Linked DNA regions of Homo sapiens: region 2 is linked to region 1. A link is a loop called in an ENCODE intact Hi-C map of the cell type or tissue named here. Cell type or tissue: CD4-positive, alpha-beta T cell. All regions are shown on one strand. Region 1 overlaps UEVLD (UEV and lactate/malate dehyrogenase domains). Region 2 has its middle 17 kb from the start of SPTY2D1.

Region 1 (5,000 bases):
CAAACTGATTATAAGCTCCCAGAGTGCAGGGACCATGTATTATTCTTTTGTGTTCTCTTGCACATATTCTTTTTTTTTTTTTTTGGAGACGGAGTCTCACTGTGACCCAGGATGGATTGCAGTGGCACCATCTCGGCTCACTGCAACCTCCGTCTCCCAGGTTCAAGCGATTCTATTGCCTCAGCCTCCCAAGTAGCTGGGATTACAGGTGTGCGCCTCAGACTCCCAAGTAGCTGGGATCACAGGTGTGCACCCCCACGCCCGGGTAATTTTGTATTTTTAGTAGAGACGGGTTTTCACCATGTTGGGCAGGCTGGTCTCAAACTCCTGACCTCAAGTGATCCACCCGCCTTGGCCTCCCAAAGTGCTGGGATTACAGCTGTGAACCACCATGGCTGGCACCTCTTGCACGTATTCTTTACCATGGTGTTGGGTACACAATCGAGGAAAATACAAAACCTCTCGCATGATTCATAATTATATTTGGTAACAAAGGGGAAAACATACTTGCCATAGTTAAGTTGAAAAACAGAAAAAGGGCCGGGCGTGGTGGCTCACGCCAGTAATCCCAGCACTTTGGGAGGCCGAGGCGGGTGGATCATAAGGTCAGGAGTTCGAGACCAGCCTGGCCACCATGGTGAAACCCCCATCTCTACTAAAAATACAAAAATTAGCCAGGCGTGGTGGCGCATGCCGGTAATCCCAGCTACTTGGAGGCTGAGGCAGGAAAATCGCTTGAACCCAGGAGGCGGAGGTTGCAGTGAGCCGAGACCGTGCCACTGTGCTCCAGCCTGGCAACAGAGCGAGACTCTGTCCCCAACCCCCCCAAAAAAGAAAAAGAAAAACAGAAAAAGTTTTATAAGTTTTTTTTTTTTTTTTTTTTTGAGACAGTCTCGCTCTGTTGCCCAGGCTGGAGTGCAGTGGTGCAATCTCGGCTCACTGCACCACCTCCCAGGTTCAAACAATTCTCCTGCCTCAGCCTCCCGAGTAGCTGGGACTACAGACGCCAGCCACCCGCCCGGCTAATTTGTATTTTTAGTAGAGACAGGGCTTCACCACGTTGGCCAGGCTGGTCTCGATCTCCTGACCTTGTGATCCACCCGCCTCGGTCTCCCAAAGTGCTAGGATTATAGGCATGAGCCACTGCACCCAGCCAAAAGTTTTTGTATAAGAAAAAAACACAAAACCATGAACTGTTATATGAAAAATATAAATACATATGGACAACTTAAGGGATTTTTAAAATGTTTTACTTAGATAGAAGGGTGATAGGTGGATTACTTTAAAAATTTGTTACATTGGGCGGGATGTTTTGAAAATTGTGTTTTGGCATGAATGTTTTACTTAGATAAAAGGGTAATAGGTGGATTACTTTCTTTAAAAATTTGTTACATTATTTGTATGAACTTACTTAACTTGGCAAATTAAGGAAGGCTTCCTGGGAGAGGTGGCACTCAAGCCCAATCCTAAAGGGTAAGCAGGAGTTAGCCAAGTGAACGAGTTCAGGGAAAGGAAGCAGCAGTTGCTAAGTTAAGGAGGCATGAGAGTGCATAAACCATTCAGTAAACTGCAAGTCAACCACCTGACTAGCATAGAATGCCTGGGAGAATGGGAGACGATGAAGCAGGAAATAGACCTAAAGGTCTTGTATGTCATGTGATTCCTCCCTAGGCTGTAGCTGTCACTTGTCTCTGAAATACTTGAAGAGGATATTTTATTTACACAATTGTTACTCTTATATCTGTTTCCAAATCCTAATGTTGCTTTACTTCAAAGAGTTATTTTACATGTTTTTTGCCAATTTTCTATTCATCACCATCTTGCCAATCACTGTAATAATAGCTACCATTTGCTGAGCGTTTGCTGTGTGCCAGATACTGTACTAAATGCTCTAGATACATTATCTTAAGTGACAGCAAGGAAGAGCACAGCTTCAGAGTCAGATCAGGGTTCAAATCTCAGTTCTGCCCTTCACAGATATGTAACCTTGGGCAAATTACTTATCTCATTGAGCCTTAAGTTTCCTCATACATAAATCTGGAAAACCACTACCTCCTTCACAGAGTGTTTATAAAATTTAAATGAGATATGCAAAATATTTAATACACATAGTAGGTACAATAAAAAATAATTATAATTGCAGTTACTGTGATGGTATCACTTATGCAAAAGTCTAAACAGTTGGTATCTATACATGAAACCAGCAGAGGGAGCTTCTAATCCATTTCTGATACCAGGACCAAGGTAAATATACCTATCCATGGATATAACTAGCTCTTCAAGAAGAGTAGAAGACAGAATAAAAAGTGATCAGATGGTACTTCTAGAAGGCAGACAGGGAGATAGACTGGGGAGAACTACATAGTTAACTTCAGTATCAGTAATGTTCTTGATTGAGTATGGATTCATACGTGCTCAGTTATGTTTTAACACTGGCATTATGTGTGTCAAATATTACATAATACTACATTTATGTGATCTCAATTTGCATGCACCTACATCTCTCTATTTCTAGTTCCAATTTGAGACCTCAAGACAGAATTACCACATCTCTTCCCTGTGGTTTTATCCTACTTCCCTTGGACCTCTCTCAGAGTACAGCCTTCCAGTCATTTCCAGTATTAGACTCAAAGTTTCCTAAAGACAGGGTCAGGTTCTTACACATCTATATAGTTCTAACAGCAATCAACACAGTGTTTATTGAGCAAAGCAGGTGGCCAATAAATGTTTCTGAAAATAAATTCCTACATTTGGGATAAAAGGTCATTTAATCAAATACAAACTGCTTTTTGGTAGGTTTTAAATTGTTCCTCTGAAGAGCTCACAATTAACTTCTATTAGATTGTTTTTTTCCTTCACCCAGATATACTAGGTTAGGGTAAGTGGTATATTTATCACATCACATCAGCCTGTATTTTCTCTTTATGAGACTTAAGAAATTAATACAACCATATTTCAAACATTCTTACTCATTCAATATTTATTGTATATCAACTATTCCTCAAAACTTGTAAATTAGAGAGGCTGGTTAAGTAAATTATGGTATATCCAGTAGTTAAAAAGAATGAATGAGCTCTATGTTACTGTGCAATCATTCCATAATCATTGGTAAGTAAAAGGGCGAGGTGGAGAATGATGTATGATGTCTATTTCACATGTGTGCTTGTCTATACACAGAATATTTCTGGAAGATTATAAAAGAGACTGATAACTGTGATTGTCCCTAGGAAGAAGGATTGAGTGTCTGGCATCTAAGGGAGACTTTTCACTGCATATCTTTTTGTACTTATTTTTCCAGTGTGAATGTACTACATTTTCAACTAAAATAACTTAATAATTTGCACTTTAAATAAGGAGAAGGTCACACACAAAAATCAGATAAGAACAAGCAGCAGGACAACAAAAGTAACATGATGAGACAAGATGTAGTTTATTACCTTATAGATTGAAATAGCTTTAGCTCAAAGGAGTGAAGAAATCACTGTGAAGTGATGTGATCAGGAAAAAACCTTTATCATATAAGGGATGCTTGACTTAGACCTTGAAAGATGTCAATAAGATGGCCGAGAAGGCAAAGGGATTACAAGGGAGGTAAACAAAGTGAGTAAATGTCCCTGTGGCAAAGCTGTGGGGTGGGCCTGGGAGACACAAGACCTGGGTGCTAGTCCTTTGACCCTAAAAGCTGTAGGCTTCCACGCAGGTCACTTTTACAATGCCTGCATTCACTGGCTCCCTAAAACAAAATGTAATAGATGGTCCCTTCCAGCTCTCTAATAACGTGGCTATCTCCCTAACTATAATTGGGAAGAAAGATTAGGGTTATATTTTGGGGGTCCCTGAGTGCCAAGCAATGCAATTTAATGGTTTGGTCAGAGGAAGCCTCTGAAAGTTTTTGAAAATAATAACATGTTTTAGGAAGATTGAATTAATATGTGAGAGCACACAATAAACATTCTATAAGTTTTGAGTAATATTATTATTATTTTCACATCATTTACCGGGTAGACTAGAGGGGAAGAGGCAAACTAACCATGAGATGTGCAATAACCAGGCAAGCAAGAGATCAACATGGACCAGAGGGTTTGGTCTATGTTGGGTTTTGAGTTTGAATGAGCCATGAATTTCAAATGTATTCAAGTAATGAATGAATGGAGACATTCATTACTTGAATACATTTGCTCCAAGTTCTTGTTTGCTACCCTTTTCCAGGGTCCTGTTGATTAGTGTGTAGTGTCAGGGAGCATTTGGAGCCTCAAAAGTATTTTTGCTCAGTCATGCTGTCGGGTTTTTTAAGGGTTTATTGTATAGCCTGACTCATTCTAGCACTGAGCCTTCTAGTAGCCAGTGCAGATTTTTACAGATTTAAAATACTGTTATATTTTATTAAAATGCTTTTCTTAAAAATTATATAAATACTACATATTTTTACTACACAGAAAACTATAAATTTTTAAAAGTTACCTCTAACCTAGATATCATCAATGTTAATATTTTATTTTAATGGCATCAAAGTATAGATGACACTTTAAATTCCAAGGAAATAGTTTTGAGAGGGTGATTTGCTTTGTGGAAATATGGTTTGACATCTATTTAACTTTTTAATGTGCATGGTCTTTCTCTAACTCTTCAATTAAATTATTACCTCCTCACCGGCAGAGGAGTTATTTTCTTTTCTTTTCTTTTTTTTTTTTTTTTCTTTGAGACTAAGTCTCACTCTGTCGCCCAGACTGGAGTGCAGTGGTGTGATCTCGGCTCACTGCAGCCTCCGCCTCCTGGGTTCAAGCAGTTCTCCTGCCTCAGCCTCCTGAGTAGCTGGGACTACAGGCACGTGCTGCCATGCCTAGCTAATTTTTGTATTTTTAGTAGAGACGGGGTTTCACCATGTTGGCCAGGATGGTCTCGATCTCCTGAGCTTGTGATCCATCCACCTTGGCCTCCCAAAGTGCTGGGACTACAGGCGTGAGCCACCACACCCAGCCCAGAGAGGTTATTTTCTATAT
Region 2 (5,000 bases), 110 kb after region 1:
TAACTTGACCGCCTATCCCAAAACCTATGAGAACTAATGATAATCCACCACCCTTTGCTGACTCTCTTTTCGGACTCAGCTCACCTGCACCCAGGTGAAATAAACAGCCTTGTTGCTCACACAAAGCCTGTTTGGTGGTCTCTTCACAGGGACACGTGAGACAAAGAGAAAATGAGATGAGAAACAGCGGGGGCAGTGAGCCAAGGCCACCACTGGGAAGTCTGGCAATAAAGGAAAAATGTCAGGACAGTAGTGTGAAAGGGAAGCTGGGTCCAGGCAAACTATCCTCAGAGGAAGGATGAGAGCACACACGCAGGCTGAAGGGAAAACACAATAGTAAGTGTCTAAAGTGGCTGGGTGCGGTGGCTCATGCCTGTAATCCCAGCACTTTGGGAGGCCGAGGCAGGCTCATCACTTGAGGTCAGGAGTTCGAGACTAGCCTGGCCAACATGGTGAAACCCCGTGTCTACTAAAAATACAAAAATTAGCTGGGCGTGGTTGCTTGCACCTATAGTCCCAGCTACTCGGGAGGCTGAGGCAGGAGAATCACTTGAACCCGGGAGGCGGAGGTTGCAGTGAGCCAAGATTGCGCCACTGCACTCCAAACTGGGTGACAGAGCGAGTGTCCATCTAAAAAAAAAAAAAAAGTGTCTGAAGAGATAAGAGAGAGGCCATAAGAAGTAAACTCCAAGATAGTTAACCGGCACTGTGTGTGCAGGGACCAATTCTTGTTTATCTCCGTATCTGTAGCCACTGGCACAGGGCCAGTCTTATAGAAGGAGCTCAGCAAATGCTAGTTAAATGAATGCATGGAGAAGGGAGGGACACTTTTCCTTAGAGAAAAGCATAAAGAAAGAGGAAGGATGAAAACCAAGATACTTTGAAATGGACATGCAGCCATCACATGAGATAACTTTCATTTTCTTAATCAGGTAAAAGACAAAACCATTTGGTGAAAGCAGGGACTGAGGAGAATGGGTCTGGCTGGTGACGAGAGCTCCTTGGTGCCTTGAAGCAGCAATTCCAATTTTGAGATAGAACATTCAGACATAAAACCACCAGTACACAAAGTTATATGTACAAGGACATTTATTGCAGATTTATGTGTATTGGCTAAAACCTAGAAACAACCCGGATGCCTTCAGTAGGTAAATGATAGAGGAAAACTATAGCATACTCCACCCATGCAACATGGCAGGTAGTGTCTCAGTCTGAGTAGAATCAAGAGAGAAAAACCACTTAGTAATTCAAACAGAGAAGTTTAACATGAAGAATTATTAACTATAACAGAAGATTGGAGTAATGAGGGATTGACTAGTAAGAAGTAGAATTCTAAAGAATACAGGAAGCAGGCTGCGTGCAGTAGTGGCTCATGTCTGTAATCCTAGCACTTTGGGAGGCCGACGCAGGTGGATCACCTGAGGTCAGGAGTTTGAGACCAGCCTGGCCAACATGGTGAAACCCCATCTCTACTAAAAATACAAAAAACTAGCGGGGCATGGTGGTGCATACCTGTAATCCCAGCTACTCTGGAGGCTGAGACCAGAGAATCGCTTGAACCCAGGAGGCAGAAGTTGCAGTGAGCCGAGATCGTGCCGTTGCCTTCCAGCGTGGGCGACAGAGCGAGACTTCGTCTCAAACAAACAAAAAGGAAGCGGTTAGGTTAGGAAGCAACCACTAACCCCATAAATGAGATAGAAGATCCAAGGAAGACCTACGGCTGAGATCCAGATCTTGTTGGAACGGACATGGCTGTGGCTCACTAAGTGACAGAAATCAGTAGAACTAACTGGAAATCCATCCTCTGAAACGTGTTAAGTATCTGTCTTCTAGGGTGCTGGGGAAAGCTGTTCACAGGGAGATGTCTCACTGTAGGAACTCTTTTATAAAAACTCCCTGGGGGAGAGTACCGGGAGGAAGCTGCGGCTGCTGGTGCACGAACCGCCATGCATTGCAGGAGCCAGAGGACTAAGACACCAAGTCGCCTGCAAGGAGACGGCCAAGGAAGCACACAGGAACCAGGAAGCAAGAGACTCTCCTTCAATGTCTGTAGCGCCCTCTACTGACAAAGCCTCAGCATCACTTGCAAAGGAAAATATTTAAAGGGCCCAGAACTGTTATTTACAGAGCCATCAAAAAGGATGAATTTGGAAGAGGCAATAAATTGGCAATGGGCACATAAGGTCATACACACAATGACACTTATTGCAGGATTTTTTTGTAATGTTTAAGCCCTAGAAATAACTTGGGTGTTCTCAATAAGAGAATGATTGACTAAAATCATGGTATACCCATCCCACTGGATATTGTGGCAGCTACTTAAAATATATGTTAGAGCCATATCAAGTGCTCTAGAGGGGCTTCTGTGAGCTTTGGCAAAATGAAACCAGAAATTTCAGAGGAAAGCCTATGATTTTTTTTTTTTTCAAGAGACAGGATCTCACTCCATCACCCAGGCTGGAGTGTAGTAGTGAGATCATAGCTCACTATCACTTCAAATTCCTGAGCTCAAGCAATTCTCCTACCTCAGCCTCCTGAGTAGTTAGGACTATAGGTGTGTACCACCACACTTGGCTAATTTCTCTATTTAGTATAGAGATGTGATCTCACCGAGTTGCCCAGGCTGCTGGAACTCCTGGCCTCAAGCTATCCCCCTGCCTTGGGCTCCCAAAGTGCTAGGATTACAGGCTTGAGCCGCTGTGTCTGGCTGATTCTATTTTTGTAAAGTGAACAAGAATTAAACCCTTATAGATAATTAGGTATGTTTGAGCATGAAGAATAAGCAAGGAGAAAGCGGGTGAAGAGGAAAGAACGAGTGAGGTAAGAAAAAAAAAAGTTCCCAGCAAAAATACAAGGATAAAATAATGGAAAACTAGTACAAAAGTGAATTAAAAATACTTGTTGCCAAGTGTTCTTTATACAGCAAAAATGTAGAGATAGCTTAAATGTTCAGCTACAGAGAGTTTTTTTTATTTTATTTTTTTATTTTTTATTTTTGAGAGAAGTGTCACTCTTGTCCCCCAGGTTTGAATGCAATGGCTTGATCTCCGCTCACTGCAACTTCTGCCTCCTGGGTTCAAATGATTATCCTGCCTCTGCCTCCCAAGTAGCTGGGATTAAGGTGCCTGCCACCATGCCTGGCTGATTTTTGTATTTTTTAGTAGAGATGGGGTTTCACCATGTTGGCCAAGCTGGTCTCAAACTCCTGACCTCAGGTGATCTGCCCGCCTCGGCCTCCCAAAGTGCTGGGATTACAGGCATGAGCCACCATGCCTGGCTATAGGGAGTTTATTAAATTAACTGTGGTATGCACATGTGATACTCTATAACCACTAAGAATAATGTTGTACATGAAATAGTGTTTAAGATTTATATTAATAAGTGAAAAAATTAGGTGATAGGTGAAAAAAATAATAGTGTAGTATAAGCTCATCTATTTACATGTTTTTGTTTTTGAGATGGAGTCTTGCTCTGTTGCCCAGGCTAGAGTGCAGTGATCTCAGCTCACTGCAACCTCCCTCTCCCAGGTTCAAGCGTTTCTCCTGCCTCGGCCTCCTGAGTAGCTGGGATTATAAGTGTGTGCCACCACGCCTAGCTTATTTTTGTATTTTTAGGAGAGACAGGGTTTCGCCATGTTGGCCAGGCTGGTCTCAAACTCCTGACCTCAGGTGATCCACCTGCCTCAGCCTCCCAAAGTGCTGGGATTACAGGTGTGAGCCACCCCACCTGGCCTATTTATATGTTTATATATGTGTAGAAATTGCCCAGATGAATCCACTCCAAAATGACAATGGTAGTTATTTATGAGCGTAAGATTGTGCGTATTATTCCCTGCCACTTTTGACTTTTAAGAAATCATTTGGCCGGGCGCGGTGGCTCACGCCTGTAATCCCAGCACTTTGGGAGGCCGAGGTGGGCGGATCACGAGATCAGGAGATCAAGACCATCCTGGCTAACACGTGAACCCCGTCTCTACTAAAAATACAAAAAATTAGCTGGGCGTAGTGGTGGGCGCCTGCAGTCCCAGCTACTCGGGAGGCTGAGGCAGGAGAACGGCGTGAACCCGGGGGGTGGAGCTTGCAGTGAGCCGAGATTGCGCCACTGCACTCCAGCCTGGGCGATAGAGTGAGAGTTCGTCTCAAAAAAAAAAAAAAAAAAAAAGGAAATAATTTAATTGGAGTATAACAAACATACTAAAAATGAACAAATTGAAAGTATACAGATAAATTTTCACAAATTCAACACACTTCAGTAAGCAGATCACAAAAAAGAGCATTATCAGTACTCACAGAAGCCTCTTTCTGGTCATTACCCTTACTCCAAGGAAAAGCACTATCTTGATTTCTAACAACGTAGATTTGTTTTGTCTAGTTTTGAATTTTCTATAAATGGAATCAGGCAGTATATGTCTTTTGTGACTTCTTTTGCTCAATATTATGTTTGTGAGATTCATCTGTATTTCTGTGTGTAGTTGTAGTTTATTGATTCTCATTGTGTGTAGTATTCACTGCCTGAATATATCACTATTTTCTGTCGATGGATATTTGGGTTGTTTCTAGTCTGGAGCTATTATGAGTTTGGTGCTATGAATCTTCTTGAACATGTGTTATGGTGAATATATATACATGTTTATTTTGGGCATATTTCCTCCTTTTATTTTATTTTATTCTATTTTATTTTATTTTTTTTGAGACAGAGTCTCACTCTGTCGCCCAGGCTGGAGTGCAATGGCGCGATCTCTGCTCACTGCAACCTCCACCTACCGGGTTCAAGCGATTCTCCTGCCTCGGCCTCCCAAGTAGCCAGGACTACAGGTGCCCACCACCATGCTTGGCTAATTTTTGTATTTTTAGTAGAGATGGGGTTTCGCCATATCAGGCTGGTCTCAAACTCCTGACTTTGTGATCCACCCACTTCGGCCTCCCAAAGTGCTGGGATTACAGGCGTGAGCTACCACACCCGGCTCCTCCCTTATTTTTAATGAGAGCAAACATTTATTG

Evidence for each region. Peaks named below come from ENCODE experiments on the same cell type or tissue, not always from the same donor. Only the 100,000 strongest peaks of a DNase experiment are listed, where the experiment ranks them.
Region 2: a loop joins it to region 1, with 4 times the contacts of the local background. A loop is called at or near these places in 18 of 110 quality-filtered maps.

What each region holds. Positions count from the first base shown.
Region 1 is chr11:18,538,212-18,543,211 of GRCh38, forward strand. The region is part of intron 9 of UEVLD (UEV and lactate/malate dehyrogenase domains); the gene reads right to left. Among named protein-coding and RNA genes, the nearest start is that of TSG101, 14 kb to the left of the region's middle. In CD4-positive, alpha-beta T cell, CTCF peaks have their summits at 2,233 (motif pointing right) and 2,433; a DNase peak (open chromatin) is centred at 2,220.
Region 2 is chr11:18,649,312-18,654,311 of GRCh38, forward strand. No RefSeq gene overlaps it. Among named protein-coding and RNA genes, the nearest start is that of SPTY2D1, 17 kb to the left of the region's middle. RefSeq lists enhancers at 1-455, 456-1,175. In CD4-positive, alpha-beta T cell, no CTCF peak of the experiment used is centred here; a DNase peak (open chromatin) is centred at 2,020.